Regions from separate parts of the Homo sapiens genome. Here all the other regions are linked to region 1. Evidence: read pairs that join two places in POLR2A ChIA-PET (ENCODE). Cell type or tissue: GM12878. All regions are shown on one strand. Region 1 overlaps CYBRD1 (cytochrome b reductase 1). Region 2 overlaps DCAF17 (DDB1 and CUL4 associated factor 17). Region 3 overlaps GORASP2 (golgi reassembly stacking protein 2).

Region 1 (4,000 bases):
GCTGTATCCATAGCATTACCCAACACATAATAAACATTCAATGAATATTTACTAAATTGATGGAAGTTTGGCCAGTTCTTTAAACCAGAGGGTCACACCAACAAGGATTGGAGTACAAAGTAAATAGGTGAAGTAGATTTAGTATACAGCACCCACCAGGGTGTCTTTCTGGATTCAACTAAACATTCAGACACGAGAAACTGCTGCCAGGGGCGGTGGCTCATGCCTGTAATCCCAGCACTTTGGGAGGCCAAGGCAGGTGGATCACCTGAGGTCGGGAGTTCGAGACCAGCCTGACCAACATGGAGAAACCCCATCTCTACTAAAAATACAAAATTAGCCGGGCAGGGTGGTGCATACCTGTAATCCCAGCTACCCAGGAGGCTGAGGCAGGAGAATCGCTTGAACCCAGGAGACAGAGGTTGCGGTGAGCTGAGATCATGCCATTGCACTCCAGCCTGGGCAACAAGAGTGAAACTCTGTCTCAAAAAAAAAAAAAAAAAAAAAAAAGACATGAGAGACTATTAAGACCATACTGAACACCAGTCTACTCAGAAGGATGTAGGACAGAAGTCAGAGCTTGCTGGCAGGACAGTGGCTGGGCAGTGGCAGTGGGCATCCTTGCAGCAGCAGTCATCATAGCCCTCAGTAAGCTATCCTTTCCTCAGGTAACAGCTCAGGCACCAGGAGATGAGATCTGCACTGGTGAGATCAGAGCTTAAAGTCCCCTTGCCCCATAGGAACCACTGTCTTTTGTAGTACTCTGTATACCTACTTCTATGATCCCTGCAAGGGATAGGTAGTGGGTTGAACAGTGCCCCCCAAAAAGGTATGTCTAAATCCTAATCCCAGGTATCCATGAATGTGACCTTACTTGGAAATAGGATCTTTGCAGATGTTAACTATGGATCTCAAGATGAGGTCACCCTGGATTTAGACTGGGCTCTAAATCCTATGATTGGTGCCCTTATAAGAGAAAGGAGAAGGAGATTTGAGACAAAGACACACAGAGAAGAAGGCTATGTGAAGACAGGCAGAGATTGGAGTGATGTGGCCACAAGCCAAGGAAAATGGAGAATTGTTGGCTCCCCTAGAGGCCGAAGAGGGTATGGCATGGCTTCTCCCTCAGGACCATCCTGCTATTATAACACCTTGATTTTTAATTTCTGGCCTCCAGAACTGAGAGATAATAAATATGTTGTTTTAAGTTACTAGATTTCTGGTAATTTGTTATGGTAGCTCTAGGGGATTAATATAGGCTATAACAGTTATCACTGCACTCTGGGAAGCCCAAAGTATTGGCATCGTCATCAGGTATTTACAGATTTTTCATTGTTTCTCTCAGTCCAGACACAGTTTACCAATTGGGTCAGTTTTTATTATAACCAGCGTTGCCTAATAACTGGTGACAAACCACTTATCTGTTTACTAAGGCAGTTAATTAAAGGTCAAATCCTCATGCAGCAGAGTATAGGTGTACACTTGTGTGAGAGGTGGGAACTGTAGGGAACTAGAGAGTGCTCACTCCTGGCAAAACAGGAAGCTTCCACTTAGCCCCAGTGGATCGTGGCTACGTGAGGATGCCAGTTCAAGGTTGCCAGGGCTTCTCATTCTCCCGAGAGAATCCAGGTTTTTAAAAAATTGGTTCAAACAAAAAGTAAACCAGCCACAAAAACAAAACCTCCAAAACATTGGGCTGATCAAACAAAACAACATCTTTGGACCAAATTCCAGTCCATAGCTTCCAGTTTACAGGTGACTCCTGCTAGGGTTTTCTGACTTGACTTTGCAAGGTTTTAAATTTTTCCCTTAAAAGGTAGAACATTCTTCCTTTTTAAGAAAGATAGAGGGCCAGGCACAGTGGCTCATGCCTGTAATCCCAGGACTTTGGGAAGCCAAGTAGGGAGACAAGCCTGGGCAACATGGTGAAACCCCATCTCTACAAAAAAAAATACAAAAATTAGCCAGGCGTGCTGGTGTGTGTTGGTAAGTCCCAGCTACTCAGGAGGCTGAGGCTGGAAGATCACTTGAGCCTGGGAGGTTGAGGCTGCAGTGAGCCATGACCATGCCACTGCACTCCAGCCTGGGGACAGAACAAGACCCTGTCTCAAAAAAAAAAAAAAAAAAGAAAGACTAGAAATCTTTGTTATAACTTTTTTCTTTATATAGAGACTTCCTTAAAAGGTCAAAACAAGCTTTGAAATGACTATACAGACTTTGGCTGTACTTTTCTAAGTTTTTGTTGTTGTTCATTCAATTTCTTCATATTATCCTATCCATTTAATTAACATATTTATTAAGTACTTACTGTGTACCAGACACTGTGTAAAACAAGTAAGATACAGCTCGGTCTGCAAGCTGTTCCCATTTAATTTGGTTGGACACGAGTTATGGTTTCTTTCTTTTTGCTTGTTTGTTTTGATACAGGGTCTTGCTCTGTCAGCCAGGCTGGAGTGTAGTGGCGAAATCATGACTCACTGCAGCCTCGACCTCCCGGGCCCAAGTGATTCTTCCACCCCTCTCAAAGTGCTGGGATTACAGTTGTGAACCACCGCACCGTCCCAGCTCAAATTATGATGGGGTTTTTTGTTGTTTTGTTTAGAAATGTAGGTTATATTGATCCTTAAATATTTAGAGCTGGCTGGGACCTTAAGTTCTACCCTTCATTTTAGAGACCAAATGTCTGGCCAGGGTCAGACAACCAGGTAGTATCAAAGCCAGTACTCTTTCTAACCTGTCATAATATTGATATGAGGCACAAGAAAATATAGCTGATCTTTCTGAAAACACACAATTTCTGAATATTTTTAAATGTGTAGTCAATTAATTGAATTTTTTTCTTTTTCTACATGTATTTGGTACCAAGTAGCTGCCTTTGCGAGGATTTTAATCACTCAGAGATGTTTCTAGGGCTAAAAATATCTTCCAAATCATCTGAATCACTTCCTTCATTTTGACTTTCCAGAGATTTTCAGTTTCATGACATTCGTGCTGTGAGACAGTTTGAATGCACAGACATGTTTCAAAGCTCTGATTCTCTTTGACAGCCACTGCAGGAATCTTTTCAAGAAGTTTATTTAAAGAAGATTCTCTGCTTTTTCATTTAAACTTAAGGTCCTTTGGATAGAATCTGGTAAGCTCTTGCGTGCAGAGGGAAATGAGTTGTGGAGACTGATAATCCTGTTCTGAGCATTCTGCCAAGGAGAGTGAAATAATACTTTATTCAAAGAGGGAAGGGAAGTGTAATGAGCACACCATGTTTAAGTAGAATTCATAAGTGTTTTAAAATTCCAGTGTACTTCAAACTCAATAACTTACTCTTATTTTATTTTTGAATTCACTTCAAGTTGTTAAGTGGGTCCAAGTGCAGAATGCTTTTTACTTATTTGAAAGGGCCATTTGGTCTTCTATTAGCTAATACTTGCATCAGCAGTACAATTTTTCTTGAGTTTTTTGATTTGTGCATTTTATGGGCCTGGCATGGTGGCTTATGCCTGTAATTCTAGCACTTTGGGAGGCTGAGGCAGGAGAATCACTTGAGCCCAGGAGCTGGAGACCAGCCTGAACATCACGGCAAAACCCTGTCTCTACAAAAAAATACAAAAATTAGCCGGGCATGGTGGTGTGCACCTGTAATCCCAGCTATTTGGGAGGCTGAGGCAGGAGAATATCTTGAGCCCAGGAAGCAGAGGTTGCAGTGAGCCAAGATCATGCCACTGCACTCCAGCTTGGGCGACATAGTGAGACTCTGTCTCAAAAAAAAAGAAGACTAAAAAATAAGTATGTGAGGTGATGGATATGTTAATTAGCTTGATTTAACCATTTCACGATGTGTGTGTGTGTGTGTGTGTGTGTGTGTGTGTGTGTATGGAAACATGTTGTATAGCACAAATATATGCAATTTTTAATTGTCAAGTCTCTAAATTAAAAAAATAAATTTTAAAAAAAGTAAAAGAGGATTTGCTCATTTGCTGGCAATACTGAATGAACTACTGTGCTT
Region 2 (4,000 bases), 72 kb before region 1:
TTGTTACTTGGGATTGAAGAACATCTTTCACTTACCATGCATGAAAGACTATCCAGGGGCTGGGCACCTCTAATTAACTAAAAATTTGTCTCTATTTTATAAAGAACATTTTAGCATAAAGAATTGATCCTTGGAAGAGTATGAATAGTAGATTAAATATTCATTTAGAACGACATGGCCTTGGTGTATGCCAGTGTCTATGAGGAATGGAATTTGTTATTAATAGATATTGACAATGCTATGAAGCAGATGAATGCTGGTGCATTATTCTGAGGGATGTGTGCCGCACTTCCATTAGTGCTCCAGTATGAGAATCCAGTGGCTTACTGTTCACTCCTAATAACACCCTAGCCTCAAGGTGATAAATTATAATGAGGTTTTAATGCTAGGCGGCAGTGTTATCATAGTGACATGAATATTAAGCAAGAGTACAAACCACTGTGAACATTCAGAGGATTGGACTTCCAGTCTTTTCTCAGGTGATATCTGTCTTTCCCCCCGCCAGATTTTTGGGAACGTTACAGATGCTACCTTGTCTCATGGAATACTGATTGTGATGTACAGCTCAGGACTGGTCAGACTCTATAGCTTCCAAACCATCGCTGAACAGGTAGAGAAAACTGAAATTTGTCATGTTACTATTAGCATGAGTTTTCGACTAAAGTATGATTTTTTTTTTTAGTGAGATGCTTTTAGAGTAAGGCACTTCTGTAGATTTTGGCTCTAAAAAACTGTAGAAATGTAGAAGACAAGTAACCTTTAAAGCAGGGGTGGGGAAGATAAACAGAAAGGCCATTGGAAAAAGACATTTTCTTTGTCATATACATGTGAATTTTATTTTTGTTCTCTCCAGATATCAAATAAATAGGTGCTAAAGCCACCATTTTTGTTTTGTTTTGTTTTTAGTTCATGCAACAGAAACTTGACTTAGGGTGTGCATGCAGATGGGGTGGGACTACTGGAACTGTAGGAGAGGCTCCTTTTGGCATTCCTTGTAATATTAAAATCACAGGTATGGCTACTCTATAGTATTTTTTCACCTTAAAAAAATTAAGTGGTCATATAAATAGTTATTAATTATAGTCATCCAAATGTTTTTCTCATTTATTTAAAAAACTCAATTCATTTTACTCCTATACATCATGTGCCTTGCTATTCAATAATGAATAAGCTTCGAGGAAAATCTGTCAGTTATTCATTGAACCAAAGGCCTGGGGATGCTGAGCCTTGCTTGGCCACAGACCTTTAGCAATTCACTTTACTTTTCTGATCCTTGATTTCCTTATCTGCAAAATGAGTTGCAGCAAATGATACCATCTTAGCTCTCTTATAACTTAGTATTTTACAATTCGATGAAATTTACCCCCTCTCTAAGAAAGGTGTTTTCCAAGAAAAAATTTTTACCATGACATCTGAACATAGAGCTTAGACACAGACAGAACTTCCCAGTATACTTAAAGAGTGCCAAATCACAAAAAGAAAATTATATACAAGTCTATAAATATAGTAAAAATGTTCTATATTTAGCTTATGAAATTCAGTTGTTAGAAAAGAAATCAACTGGCCAGGCATGGTGGCTCATGCCCGTAATCCCAGCACTTTGGGAGGCTGAGGCGGGCGGATCACTTGAGGTTGGGAGTTTGAGACCAGCCTGACCAACGTGGAGAAACCCCATCTCTACTAAAAATACAAATTAGCCAGGCGTGGTGGCACATGCCTGTAATCCCACCTACTCGCAAGGGAGGCTGAGGCAGGAGAATAACTTAGACCTAGGAGGCAGAGGTTGTGGTGAGCCAAGATCATGCCATTGCACTCCAGCCTGGGCAACAAGAGCGAAACTCCATCTCAAAAAAAAAGAAAAGAAATCAACTATTACTCAAATTCAGTAGTAGTACATTAAAAGAAATAGATCATGACTGTTCAGAGTTCATCTCAGGAATCCAAGGATGGTTTAATGTTTACAAATTTAGTAGCTATAAAGATCACATGAGTAAACTAAAAGAGAAAATTTTCTTTATTATCCTAATATCTGTTTATCTTAATTCTTGTTCATTAAGACTCATTCCTTATCATGTTGAACACATTCCTCTTATTTATAACCAACCAATAAGCATTATATTTTTAGGTGAAATGCCAAAGGATTTTCTAATATATGCAGAATAAGATAAGAATTTTTTCTATCATTTTTCCTTAACATTGTATTAGTAATAGACCAAGAAACAGAAATGAATGATGTCATTGTTCAAAAGGAAAAAAATATTATTTTTGGTAGTAAATGACAAATTATAAAAACTACTGGGAGTTCAAGTAAGTTATTCATGAAGTTCAAAATAAATATTTTAAAAATTACTCAAGTTTTTAGATGCCTTGGACAAACTGAATTAGGCAGTTGTATGAAAATTCAGCTCTAGCAATACCTCCTGTATTCAGTACAAATACATTAAAAGCAATCTATTAAGAATTTTAAAACTGTAGGCTGCAGTGGTAACCAGGTTATTTTGAAATGGGTTATTTTGGACAGAGTTTTTCCAAATGGTAGCATTTTTCTTGTTGAAATGCAAATAAAAAGTAAGTAAAGTCTGGGCACAGTGGCTCAAGACTGTAATTCCAGCACTTTGGGAGGCTGAGGCGGGTGGATCACGAGGTCAGGAGTTCGAGACCAGCCTGGCTAACATGGTGAAACCCCATCTCTACTAAAAATACAAAAATTAGCTAGGCACGGTGGCAGGCACCTGTAATCCCAGCTACTTGGGAGGCTGAGGCAGGAGAATTGTTTGAACCCAGGAGATGGAGGTTGCAGTGAGCCGAGATCGTGCCACTGCACTCTAGCCTGGGCGATTGAGCGAGATTCCATCTCAAAAAAAAAAAAAAAAAAAGTGAGTAAAACAAAAGAACAAAGATGATAAAGACAAAGTACATAGAGCCTGAAGAATTGACCTGGAGTTTTATCCCTTTTTTTAGAAAGAAGACTGGATTTGGGATCAGAATTTTAGTCTGCTGACTAGTAAGGGTGACACTCTGCTACTAATTGGTGGTATGATAGTGGGCAAATTATTATTATTATTATTATTATTATTAATTTTGAGACAGGGTCTCACTCTGTTGCCCAGAGTGGAGTGCAGTGGAGAGATCACAGCTCACTGCCACCTCCACCTCTTGGGCTCAAGTGATCATCCTACATTAGCCTCCCAAGTAGCTGGGACTACAGGTGCATGCCACCACACCCAGCTAATTTTTGTATTTTTTGTTTGGTGGAGATGGTGTTTCACTATGTTGCTCAATTTGGCCTTGAACTCCTGGGCTCAAGCAGTCTGCCTACCTCATCCGCCCAAAGTGCTGGGATTACAGGCATGAGCCACTGTGCCCAGCTGATAGTGGGCAAGTTATTTAACCTCTCTGGGCCTCAAATTTTGAAACTTTGAAATAATAATATTTGAAAACATGATCTATGAAATCATTTGTCATTGTAAAAAAAAATAATTCAATGATTTTTGTATGTTTGACTAAGAAAATTAGCACATTATATTGGAAGCTTTCAGTGTTTATTTCATACTGTAGAGACTTAAATCCCATTCATTTCTCCAAATTTGTTTTTCAATCTTAAGGTCTATACAAATAGTATTTATTTTAACTTTAAATAACTTTTTTTCTTAGTGCAAAAGCAGTTCCTTTGCATTATTTAAAAAATTGGGAAATTGGCCAGGCGTGGTGCCTCATGCCTGTAATCCCAGCACTTTAGGAGGCTGACGCGGGCAGATCACTTGAGGTCAGGAGTGCAAGACCAGCCTGGCCAACACAGTGAAACCCCGTCTCTACCAAAAATACAAAAAATTAGCCTGTAATCTCAGCTACTCAGGAGGCTGAGGCAGGAGAATTGCTTGAACCCAGGAGGCAGAGGTTGCAGTGAGCCGAGATCGTGCCACTGCACTCCAGCCTGGGCGACAGAGCAAGACTCTGTCTCAAAAGGAAAGAAAAAAAGAAAAAATAAAATAAAATTTAA
Region 3 (4,000 bases), 600 kb before region 1:
GGTCCTCCAATCCTAATGTAAGGCAGGAAAAATGTTAGGGCTTCTCAGTTTTTGAAGTTATTGTAAGTTACCCCCTACATGTGAACTATGTTTAATATCAAATTTTTGCCTATATTTTCCATTAATTATCCAGTGAACCCAACAAGACCATTTTCAAAATTAAATTAAACCAAAATATCCAACAGGTGAGAAATTGTTAAACAAATCAGGGCCTAACCACAGATAGAATGCTATACATTCGCTCAAAATTGTGTTTCAAACACCCTGTGTATGTGCAGGTACATTTGAGTGCTCAGGAAAATAAAGCTGAAAGGTAATAAACAAGGTTCTCTAAAAAATTATTAGTGACATAGTTCACAAAATTAAATTTTTGGAGTGACCTCACAGATGCCTATTATAGGATCTGCTTTTAAATTAAAATATTCATATTCTGTTCCACACTTAAAAGAGATGGGGAATAGCTGAGGGCATACTTTCTGGAGCAAGTATTCAGTGTGGAGACTGTGTGGAGTGTGGAGACATGGAAAATGGCATTTTCATTCTTTCTCATGCTTGCTTCTGGGAGAGATTTTGAGGTGATGGATATTTTGAAGGAAGGGTCATTGACATGAAATGTGTCACGAGTGTAATAACAGGTTTTTATCTTCTGAGCTATTTGCTGCAGACTGGGTAACATTTAGGTGTTCTCAGAGAAGCAAGTGACTGCAAGTGGAATTACTTCTATAGAAAATGCAATGCCTACACCATATCTTCTATCATATGGAACTGCTCTTTTTATATATTTTTTTCTATTTTGTCAGAGATGAGGTCTCCCAAAGGTACTGCTCTTTTTAAATGGTGCCTAACTAACCTATCTGCAATCCTGTTGTGATGGGATTTCAATTTAGTACTTATTTTGAAAAAATTAATTTCTGATATTCAATAGTCATTGTCTTCTTTATTCTTCTAACAGTCTTTCTCAAACTTTTGAAACTCATACCCTGTTTTTTTTTTTGTTGTTGTTGTTGTTGTTTTGTTTTGTTTTTTTTGAGATGGAGTTTCGCTTTTGTTGCCCAGGCTGGAGTACAATGGCGCATCTCGGCTCACTGCAACCTCCCGGGTTCTCCTGCCTCAGCCTCCCAAGTAGCTGGGATTACAGGCACCTGTCATCACGCCCAGCTAATTTTTGTATTTTTAGTAGAGGTGGGGTTTCACCATGTTGGCCAGGCTGTTCTCGAACTCCTGACCTCAAGTGATCCACCCGCCTCCACCTCCGACAAGTGCTGGGATTACAGGTGTTAGCCACCACGCCCTACCTCATCCCCTAACACAGAAATCTCACTCTGGCTCCCTTCTCACTCATTCTGGAAACAATGGGTAAAAAGAAAACAGTAGGGTTATTTGGTATTGTTTTCTATATATAAAGTTATAATTGTGAAACCTGAAGAGTCTGACCCTGCCCCCAGAATTGATCTCTCCTTTTTTTTCTTTTTTGTTTGTTTGTTTGTTTGTGAGATGGAGTCTCGCTCTGTTGCCACGGCTGGAGTGCAGTTGTGCAATCTCAGCTCACTGCAACCTCCGCCTCCGAAGTCCAAGCAATTCTCCTGCCTCAGCCTCCAGAGTGGCTGGGATTACAGGTTCCTGCCACCGTGCCCAGCTAATTTTTGTATTTTTAGTAGAGATGGGCTTTCACCCTATTGGTCAAGCTGGTCTCGAACTGCTGACCTCAGCTGATCCACAGGCCTCGGCCTCCCAAAGTGCTGGTATTACAGGCGTGAGCCACTGTGCCAGGCCCAAAATTGATCTTTTCTAATAAAAGGCCCAGAAGTTGTTTAATAAACATTCTTTTAAATTGCTTTCAAATGTAGGAATCAGGATGTCTCAGTTTATTGAAGCCATGGAATACAATGTATATAAATCTTGGGATACTTTTAGGAATTATATCATTGAACATAAACTTTTTCTAATATTAATAGGCCTTGAACAAATTAGTAGTTTCATGTTGATTATATACACTTTTTTTTTCTTTGAGATGGAGTCTTGCTCTATCACCCAGGCTGGAGTGCAGTGGCGCGATCTCAGCTCACTGCAACTTCCGCCACTCCAGTTCAAGTGATTCTCCTGCCTCAGCCTCCCAAGTGGCTGGGATTATAGGCACCCACCACCACACCCAACTAATTTTTGTATTTTTAGTAGAGACAGGGTTTCACCTTATTGGCCAGGTTGGTCTAGAACTTCAGACCTCAAGTCATCTGCCCACCTCAGCCTCCCAAAGTGTAGGGATTTCAGGTGGGAGCCACTGCACCCAGCACCCCCAACGCCCCACCTCTTTTTTTTTTTTTTTTTTCTTTTTTTGACACAGGGTCTCACTCTAGGCTGGAATGAGTAGCACAGTCTCCACTCACTGCAGCCTCCAACTCCCAGGCTCAAGTGATCCTCCCCCCTCTCAGCCTCCCCAGTAGCTGGGACTACAGGCACACACCACCATGCCCAGCTAATTTTTTGTATTTTCGGTAGAGATGGGTTTTTGCCATGTTGCCCAGGCTGCCCTCGAACTCCTGAGTTCAAGCAATCCACCCACCTCAGCCTCACAAAGTGCTGGGGTTACAGGCGTGAGCCACTGCGCCCGGCCTGTATATGCTTTCGTACTTATGTGATGAGGTGTGTTTTAATGCCTGCGCTATCATCCTCAGGATTCTCACTGGGGGAGATCTGCTGTTAGTGGTTAATTATGGTTTCAGTAAGTAGTAGAGTGTACAACACTGATTCTTCTGCCTTCTGGGTCAGATACTAACAGGGCTTTTTAATAATTCCTCTGCAAATTTTATAAAAATTGAGCTTAGAATAACCGTTAACATCAGTGTGTTCATTTTGCTTACTTTAATATTCTATTGAAAGGATTATATATATTGATTGATTCACTATAAAATACTAATGTAAACTAGGAAATAGAAAGTTTGATATGTGCTTTTGAAACTGACTTTTTTTTTTTTTTTTTTTTGAAGCAGGGTCGCACTCTGTCACTATGGCTGGAGTGTTGTGGTGTGGTCATGGCCCACTGCAGCCTTGAACTCCTGGGCTCAATTAATCCTTTTATCTCAGCCTCCTGAGTAGCTTACAGGCATATGCTGCCACGTCTAGCCAATTTTAAAATTTTTTTGTAGAGAGATCTTTCTATGTTGCCCAGGCTGGTCTTGAACTCCTGGGCTCAAGCGATCCTCTCGTCTTGGCTTCCCAAAGTGTTGGGATTACACTTATGAGCCACCACACCTAGTCCTAAGTAGTTACTTTGAGAGACTGTACATTTCCCTGTTGGCATTGCAAATAAATTTACTGTAGCATGAAGATAATTATTCTGGGGTTTTGTTCTCTCTTTTAAGCATCAATGAGAGAAGGCTCAAGCACATTGTCAGAAATAAGGAAGCTTAAGCCGGGCATAATGGTGTGCACCTGTAATCCCAGCTACTCCAATCAGGAGACTGAGGTGAGGTGGGGGCCCAAGAGTTTAAGACCACGCTGGGCAACATAATGAGATCCGGTCTCAATAAAAGCAAAATTGTCACTTGACCAAGGACTTTGAGGCTGCAGCGAGCTATCCTCACACCACTGCACTCCAGCCTGGGTAACAGCAGCGTCTCTAAAATTAATTAATTAATTCGTTAATTTTTTTAAAAAAAATTTAAGGCTAGGTGCGGTGGCTCACGCCTGTAATCCCAGCACTTTGGGAGGCTGAGGCGGGTGGATCACCGAGGTCAGGAGTTCAAGACCAGTCTGGCCAACATGGTGAAACCCCCTCTCTACAAAAAATACAAGAATTAGACCGGCATGATGGCGCGTGCCTGTAATCCCAGCTACTCAGGAGGCTGAGGCAGGAGAATCGCTTGAACCCTGGAGGTGGAGGTTGCAGTGAGCCGAGATGGTGCCACTGTACTCCAGCCTGGGCGACAGAGTGAGACTCCATCACAAAAAAAAAAAAATTTTTAGAGACCCGGTTTTGCTCTGTTGCCCAGGCTGGAGTGCA

The links. ChIA-PET counts read pairs that join two places held together with the same protein. Peaks named below come from ENCODE experiments on the same cell type or tissue, not always from the same donor. Only the 100,000 strongest peaks of a DNase experiment are listed, where the experiment ranks them.
Region 2: POLR2A ChIA-PET joins it to region 1 with 5 read pairs; 6 of 35 experiments call an interaction of 5 or more read pairs at or near these places.
Region 3: POLR2A ChIA-PET joins it to region 1 with 6 read pairs; 4 of 35 experiments call an interaction of 5 or more read pairs at or near these places.

What each region holds. Positions count from the first base shown.
Region 1 is chr2:171,529,046-171,533,045 of GRCh38, forward strand. All of the region lies in intron 1 of CYBRD1 (cytochrome b reductase 1), which reads left to right. Among named protein-coding and RNA genes, the nearest start is that of CYBRD1, 8.6 kb to the left of the region's middle. In GM12878, a CTCF peak has its summit at 1,107; no DNase peak of the experiment used is centred here; H3K4me3 peaks cover 1,587 bases; H3K27ac peaks cover 2,604 bases.
Region 2 is chr2:171,457,466-171,461,465 of GRCh38, forward strand. It overlaps DCAF17 (DDB1 and CUL4 associated factor 17), which reads left to right. Exons shown (of 14, transcript NM_025000.4): 7 at 506-610; 8 at 907-1,012. Among named protein-coding and RNA genes, the nearest start is that of DCAF17, 25 kb to the left of the region's middle. In GM12878, no CTCF peak of the experiment used is centred here; no DNase peak of the experiment used is centred here.
Region 3 is chr2:170,933,265-170,937,264 of GRCh38, forward strand. The region is part of intron 1 of GORASP2 (golgi reassembly stacking protein 2); the gene reads left to right. Among named protein-coding and RNA genes, the nearest start is that of GORASP2, 6.0 kb to the left of the region's middle. In GM12878, no CTCF peak of the experiment used is centred here; no DNase peak of the experiment used is centred here.